3 separate regions of the Homo sapiens genome follow, and regions 2 and 3 are each linked to region 1. Evidence: read pairs that join two places in POLR2A ChIA-PET (ENCODE). Cell type or tissue: A673. All regions are shown on one strand. Region 1 overlaps TULP4 (TUB like protein 4). Region 2 overlaps TULP4 (TUB like protein 4). Region 3 has its middle 68 kb from the start of TULP4.

Region 1 (2,500 bases):
AAGAATCGGGCCTGGGGGTCAGCTAGTGGGGCTCATCCTACTTTGAGTCCTAGTGCCATAGTAAGGTTCATCATTCTGCCTCCCAAGTGTCAGCCTGAAATCCTTTCCCATTTCAAAATTTTACAACTCTTCAAAACACACTGAAATATATTTCTAAACATGATGAAAATAGTAATTTCTTCCCATGGCTACTGATAAACTTCTCAACAAATGAGCTGAGAGGAAAGGATTTGCTGATCTGTGCTACCAGTGGCAGCTGGGGAATAGTGGTGCAAGCAGACCCAACAGCACTTGTGACCGGTGCCAAAGACAAGCCAAGCTGGACCTGAGTTAATACAGGAAGGACAAAATTTAATCCATAATAACTGCTGCAGTAGGGAGAATGAGGGAGGAGGAGGGAGGCATAGGCAGTATTCAGGGAAGCAGAAATAACTGAAAAGCAGGAAGGGGGCTGTCAACGCGATTAGGCTCTCTGGCTTTACTAACTGGAGCTTAACAAAATTAGGCCCCTACTCTCTCACAAAGCCTGGGAGATGGGCCCTATCAAACAGTTGATTCTCTTGGCAGGCTCTCAGGCAGGAACGTAAGAGAGCTGGAGCAGTCATCCTCGGGACACAGCCTTGAGTTGTTAGAAACGGTGCCAGTGTTTGCTCCAGGGTGTGTGTGTGGGAAGGGAAGATGGTGTGGATGAAATAATTTATGTCCGAGAGTCTGCAGTATTTAGAGGCCAAGATTGAGGTCCAGCTGAGAAGAGGGCCCAGAGAGGCCTGACCAGAAGGAGCGAGCCTTTGTCCTGGTGGTGAACACATGTGAAACAATACATCTCACCCCTCCTAACACATATAAGGACATATTCAATGCCAAGGTCAGGGGCTGTAGAGCAGCAGTGCCATGTGGAACCCCAGGAAGATCAATTTTGTAGTTCACCATCTGGCTAAACGCTGGCATTTAGGCAAGATCCCTGTGTCAAAACCAAGGCCATCATCATGCTGTGGTATTGATAAAGATATATGAAGAAAATCTAACGTTGCATTAACAAAAAACTGACTTTAAGAAGGTATATGTGACAAGAGCCAGTGTATATTAATAAATTCCTCTCATCTTTTATTCTTAACCTAATATTTTTTTTAGATAGAGTTTCACTCTTGTCACCTGGGCTGGAGTGCAGTGGTGTGATCTCGGCTCACTGTAACCTCTGCCTTCGGGTTCAAGCAATTCTCCTACCTCAGCCTCCCGACTAGCTGGGATTACAGCCGTGCACCATCGTGCCTGGGTAATTTTGTATTTTAATAGATACGGGGTTTCACCACGTTGGCTGGGCTGGTCTTGAACTCCTGACCTCAGGTGATCCACCCCCTCAGCCTCCCAAAGTGCTGAGATTACAGGCATGAGCCACTGCGCCTTGCTTATTCAAGGCAAATCTCAAGAAAGATTTTTATTTAGCGTATTTTATAATTCATCAATACTGAGTGCTCTATTTGGTGATTCATCGCCTGAGTCCAGAGATAACAAAGGGCGATTTAATTTCTAGACATCTTAACTGTCATGTCAATCAACCAAAACACTGACAAAATGAAAAAGTACAAACATAGTAGCTGCACCTGTTTCTGCTAAAGAAACATATTTTATTCCACAAAGTGCTCAACAGAATTTCTCAAATACACGCAAAAAGAAATAACTAAAAACGAACCAGTACCAATCATTGGATAAAGATAGCCCTGAAGGGTGGGAGGCTGTCTCCCAACTTCTTTCCTGAGCAATTCATTCTCCTAACTGTGATTCCTGTGCTCCTTGCTGATTTTGACAAGAACCATTCCTATATATGTTTAGTTCAGGGCTTAAAATAAAGATGGGCCTCCCTTGTGTGGTATTCACACTACTAAAAAGTCATGGGCAGATCTGATGGGAAAGAAGAAAAAGGATCACTCTTTGCGTTGGCTTAGACTAAATCTCATTGCAAAGTTGAGTCCTCAGGAGCTATGAGCAGCAGCTCCACTCTTACCAGCCCTTTAACCTACTTACAGCACACTCACCAGTCACCAGTAAGGGTTTCCAGTGTAGAAGCTGACCATTGAGATTTTACTTTAGTAGGTTTGTGGATTTTTTTTTTTTTTTTTTTTTTTTGAGACAGGGACTCACTCTGTCATCCAGGCTGGAGTGCAGTGACACAATCATGGCTCACTGTGGTCTCAACCTCCTGGGCTCAAGCAGTCCTCCCACCTCAGCCTCCCCAGTAGCTGAGACTATATGTGTGCCCCCACACCCGGATAATTTTTGTATTTTTTGTAGAGACAGGGTTTTGTCATGTTGCTGGTCTTGAACTCCTGGACTCCAGTGATCCTCCCGCCTCGGTCTCCCAAAGTGCTGGAATTAGAGGTGTGAGCCACCGCGCCAGGTCAGATTTATTTTTTTTTAAAAAAGAAACACTCTAGGCCGGACACGGTGGCTCACGCCTGTAATCCCAGCACTTTGGGAGGCTGAGGCGGGCAGATCACGAGGT
Region 2 (2,500 bases), 52 kb before region 1:
GCACCCGGAGGGTGAGGGGGCACTGAGGGACCAGGAGGGAAAGGCAGGCAGGGCTGGACGGTGGGAGCTGTGATGGGAAGTGGGAGGTTCTCTCCCACCGTCACTGCAAGATCAGAACTGGCTGAGGGGCACAGGTGGAGAAGCCAGAGCTCCACCTGAGGGCTACTCCTGAGGTAGTAGGTGGTGTGCAGGATGTGGAGCAGAGCTCAGGGACCCATGGTGGCAGTGAGCAGTGCAGGCGGCGGGTAGGAAGGGGCCCTCTGGGCATAGCCCCCAGGAGGAGGGGAGCAAGGCAGGGTAACTGGGGGCTCCTACCTGAGTGATGTCTTCAAAAGGAAACTCTCTCCGAGTCAGGCTGGGCGAGCCCACAGAGGGCTTGCGCAGGGGCAACCGTGGGGACCGGGAGAGCTCCTGAGCAGCCCGGGGCAGCTTGGGTGACTTGCGGGCCTCAATGCTGATCCTGGGGAGGCAAGGCCAGGAGGGGTCAGGCATCCGTGGCGGGAATGGTGAGCATGGCCCTGACTCCAGCAGTCCTTTCTTTTTCTGGACAGCCAGCCTGGGTGTTGGGTTCTCACCCTGCAGCCAGTGCCCGAATTTAACAAAGCTCTCCCCTTGCTTTTGCTTTATGAATATGAGGAAAGAATGACAACTTTACATTGAATAATATACATTTTAAAATATATTGAGAAACTGGGTGTGGTGGCACACACCTGCAGTCCCAGCTGCTTGGGAGGCTGAGGCAGGAGGATCGCTTGAGCCCAGGAGTTCAAGGCTGCAATGAGCTACGATTACACAACTCCACTTGAGCCTGGATGACAGAGCAAGACCCCATCTCAAAATATACTTAGTATACACTGAAATGAGATCCAGCGATCCATTTGTAAGGAACTCAAAGAATTAACTGTCTTTCACTCTCTGTTGCCTTGGAGCAAGCGTGGAAATGGCCTTCTGCCAGGGGCCTGCACAATCAGTCCTGGGAAAATGGCAGGTGGAACAAGTCATTTCTTACCCTAATGCCAGTGATTCTTATAATTTCTTCTGCAACAGTGTGAATTTCAACAAATTTATCTAGCATTTCACCATCTGCAATATTTAAATCAAATTAGTAAAGTTTTTTGGCTGCCTTTTGATCCCATGTTGTATCTCTGCTTCTCAGTCCCTTTATTTGTAACATGGAGACACACATGTTTAATGACAGTCTACCCCAAAGACAGTGTGATTAAAATGAGTATGGTAAGGTTTAAAACAGTCTATGAAAAAATGCATTAAGTCTCATATATACTGGTTTTGAGCTTGATGAGAAACTCTGGGCTCCTGAGGAGTGGGAGGATGGCAGATTGAGCTCCCTAAAGCTATGATGTGGGACAATTAGCCTGGCTGCTGTGTGGAGGGTCCAAATGGGGAAAGGACAACAGGAGGAGGTCCAGCCACAGGAAGACGGCAACCTGAAGAGGACGTTTAAAGGTGAAGGATTTAGCTGCATGCATTAGATGTCCTCTCTGCTTACATAATGGGAAAAAAGCACTTTGGAAATATAGGAAAGTTCATAATGTTACATGCAATTTTAACAAGCTCTGGAACAAAGATGAAAAAAGACATCAATCAGATTGCTAGAGTAACTGGATATCTGCATATTTAAAAATGAGCATTTACCTCTAATTCATACCAAACACAAAAATTAATCCATAAGCATGAAAGCTAAAACTAGAAAGCTGCTGGAAGAGAACTGAAGAAAGGCTTCATGACCTTAGGTAACCAAAGACATCCCGAACAGGACACAGAAAGCACTAACCACAAAAGAAGAATGCCACGTGCTGGACTATATGGCCATACAGATATCTGACAAAGGATTCAAATCTAGAAGAAAGAACTCTTGGCTGGGTGCGGTGGCTCACACCTGTAAGCCCAGCACTTAGGGAGGCCAAGGCGGGCGGATCACAAGGTCAGGAGTTTGAGACCATCCTGGCCAATATGGTGAAACCCCATCTCTACTAAAAAATACAAAAATTAGCCGGGCGTGGTGGCGCTTGCCTATAGTCCCAGCTACTCAGGAGGCTGAAGCAGGAGAGTCACTTGAACCCAGGAGGTGAAGGTTGCAGTGAGCCAAGATCACGCCACTGCACTCCAGCCTGGGCGACAGAGCAAGACTCCAGCTCGAAAAAACAACAACAAAAAAGAATGAGACATTCAGATGCCCCTGTAGTGATTGCTCTAAAGGGAGGGGAGGGTACACAGGAGCTTGGGCCAGTTGCAGTGGCTCACACCTGTAATCCCAGCACCTTGGGAGGCCGAGGTAGGCGGATCATGAGGTCAGGAGATTGAGACCATCCTGGCTAACATGGTGAAACCTTATCTCTACTAAAAATACAAAAAATTAGCCGGTCATGTGGCACAAGCCTGTAGTCCCAGCTACTCGGGAGGCTGAGGCAGGAGAATCGTTTGAACCCAGGAGGTGGAGGTTGCAGTGAGCCGAGATCATGCCACTGCACGCCAGCCTGGG
Region 3 (2,500 bases), 200 kb after region 1:
CCTTGTGAGTCCGTCCCCATTCTATATGGTCTTTATAGAAATCTCAATTGAGAACAATACACACACACACACACACACACACACACACACACACACACCCCTAAGGGGTAGGCAAATTACTCACGGTCAATCATATGCTCAGTCCAGGAAATTTGAATCTTATGACAGGAGAATTAAACCAGTTGGTGCAGTCTTTGAGACCATGGTTACCTAAACAAACATCTATTAGGTGGTTTCTGGAGCTTAGATCCTCTCGGCTCAGCCTTCAAAGCCTAGTTGTTCAGCATCTTCTGTGCCTATATGTTTCCAAGTGCTGTGCCTATGTTTATGTAACCTATCTTTTTCACTCAATATTATGGGTACCTTCCCAGATTGGTTGCTATAAATGCATGTCATCACTTTCAATGGCTGCATGCAAGGAAGGTAATATAATCCATTTAAATAATTCCTTGTCTAAGGTTATTTCCTATTCTTTACTATGTACATATATCTGTTCTAACATTTCCTACTATTTCTTCAGAATAAATTCCTACTAAATGTGGACTTTCTGGGTAGAAGGCTATGCACACTTTGCATTGTGATATCTAACAGCAGCTATCTGGACTGAGTGCATCAATGTCTACATAGGCTATCTGAGAGGACATACCTCCCTTCATCTGCACCAGCACCGAGAATTACCATCATCCTTATCATTCCCTTTCCACACCAGGAGATGCCCAAATAATAAGATCAGCAAGAGAAGGAACAGCAGAAGTCATCATAACATGATACTTTATATTAAACTTTACCAAATCATTTCAAATCCATAAAGGACTAAATTGGGTCTAGGCCGGGTGCGGTGGCTCACACCTGTAACCCCAACACTTCGGGAGGGCAAGGCAGGAGGATCCCTTGAGCCCAGGAGTTCAAGACCAGCCTGGGCAACATAGTGAGGCTTCATCCCTAAAAAAAAAAAAAAAAAATTTAATTGACCAGGTGTGGTGATATGTGCCCGTAGTCCCAGCTACTCAGAAGGCTAAGGGAGGAGGATTGCTTGAACCTGGGAGGCCAGGCTGCAGTAAGCATGATCGCACCACTGCACTCCAGCCTGGGTGACAAAGTAAGACCCTGTCTCCAAAAAAATAAAAAAATTGTGTCTAAATTATATTGCCAACATAATCACTGAAAAATGCTGTCTTAAGTCTGCTCAGGCTGCGATAAAACCATAAACTGAGTGGCTTAAACAACAGAAATTTATTTTGTTTCTTTTATGTTTTTAGTTTTTTTATTATTATTTAAATAAAAAATAAATAAATAGAGACAAAGTCTCGCTATGTTGCCCAGGCTGGTCTCAAACTCCTGTGCTCAAGTGATCGTCTCACCTCAGCCTCCCAAAGTGCTAGGACTACAGGCATGAGCCACCATGCCCGGCCACAACAGAAATTTATTTCTCGAAGTTCTGGAGGCTAAAAGTCTAAGATCAAGGTACCAGCAAGGTAGGTTTCATTCTCAGGCTTTTTTTCCTCCCTTGTAGGCAGCTGCCATCCTGCTGTGTGCTCACATGGGGAGAAAAAAAGCAAGCCTCCTGGTGTCTCTTCTTCTAAGGACACTAAGCCCATATGAAGGCCCCACACTCATGACCTCATCTAACCTTAATTACCTCCTACAGACCCCACTTCCAAATACTATCACATTGGGACTTAGGGCTTCAACATATGAACGGGGGTAGGGGGACTCAAACACTCAGTCCACAACAAATGGTATCTACTTTAGCTCTGAATTCTATTTATTTAATGACTAGTAAAACTGAACATTTTGTTTATTGCACATTTAGGTTTTTTTTCTTTTAAAAATGGTCTGCTCTGATTTCATGTCTGAAACAGAAAGTATACAGGACGAACCTGAAACATCTCATCATATCGTAAAGCAAGGAAGCTATGAGATTACTAGAGACGTGTCAGAAGGACTCAGGTGCCAGCCTAAATAAGCCTACACTGCCCAAAGAGGGAGCAATTTGAGCATCGAAAGGACAGTAACTGCAATGGACTGAAACACACCACGTATGCTAAAATAGGCGTTCATAATGTTATGCGAAAAAATTTAAAACCCTCAACCATCACCACTGGAGGATGCTAGGGGACCAAATCATAACTTTGAAAACTGGTAAATCAAGGGAAATAATCAGACACTTTTCAAACCCTTCCTATACACTCTATACCTCAAGGTAACCAAATAATTGACAAAGGAGAATTTCTACACACACACACACACACACACACACACACACACACACACCTATTTCAGCTAATAACTAAATGACAGGATGTAACCATATTGTAATCCCTCCTGAACTCATAGACCAAGTTAACATTCAAGAATGGTTGCTAGTATCACAAAAAGAAAGAAAGAAGACTTCCTGATGAAAATAATCCTGCCCTCACAAAAAAATAAAATTGGATTCTTTTGATTTAGCCTCTACAATGAACTACCAATGTACAGGAAACACAAGAAATAAAATAAC

Evidence for each region. Peaks named below come from ENCODE experiments on the same cell type or tissue, not always from the same donor. Only the 100,000 strongest peaks of a DNase experiment are listed, where the experiment ranks them.
Region 2: POLR2A ChIA-PET joins it to region 1 with 6 read pairs; 5 of 35 experiments call an interaction of 5 or more read pairs at or near these places.
Region 3: POLR2A ChIA-PET joins it to region 1 with 5 read pairs; 4 of 35 experiments call an interaction of 5 or more read pairs at or near these places.

Annotation. Positions count from the first base shown.
Region 1 is chr6:158,439,942-158,442,441 of GRCh38, reverse strand. The region is part of intron 3 of TULP4 (TUB like protein 4); the gene reads right to left. Among named protein-coding and RNA genes, the nearest start is that of SNORA116, 120 kb to the right of the region's middle. In A673, no CTCF peak of the experiment used is centred here; no DNase peak of the experiment used is centred here; H3K27ac peaks cover 962 bases.
Region 2 is chr6:158,491,533-158,494,032 of GRCh38, reverse strand. TULP4 (TUB like protein 4) reads right to left here. Exons shown (of 14, transcript NM_020245.5): 10 at 316-460. Among named protein-coding and RNA genes, the nearest start is that of TMEM181, 67 kb to the left of the region's middle. In A673, no CTCF peak of the experiment used is centred here; no DNase peak of the experiment used is centred here.
Region 3 is chr6:158,243,622-158,246,121 of GRCh38, reverse strand. It overlaps a transcript of TULP4 not described here. Among named protein-coding and RNA genes, the nearest start is that of TULP4, 68 kb to the left of the region's middle. In A673, no CTCF peak of the experiment used is centred here; no DNase peak of the experiment used is centred here.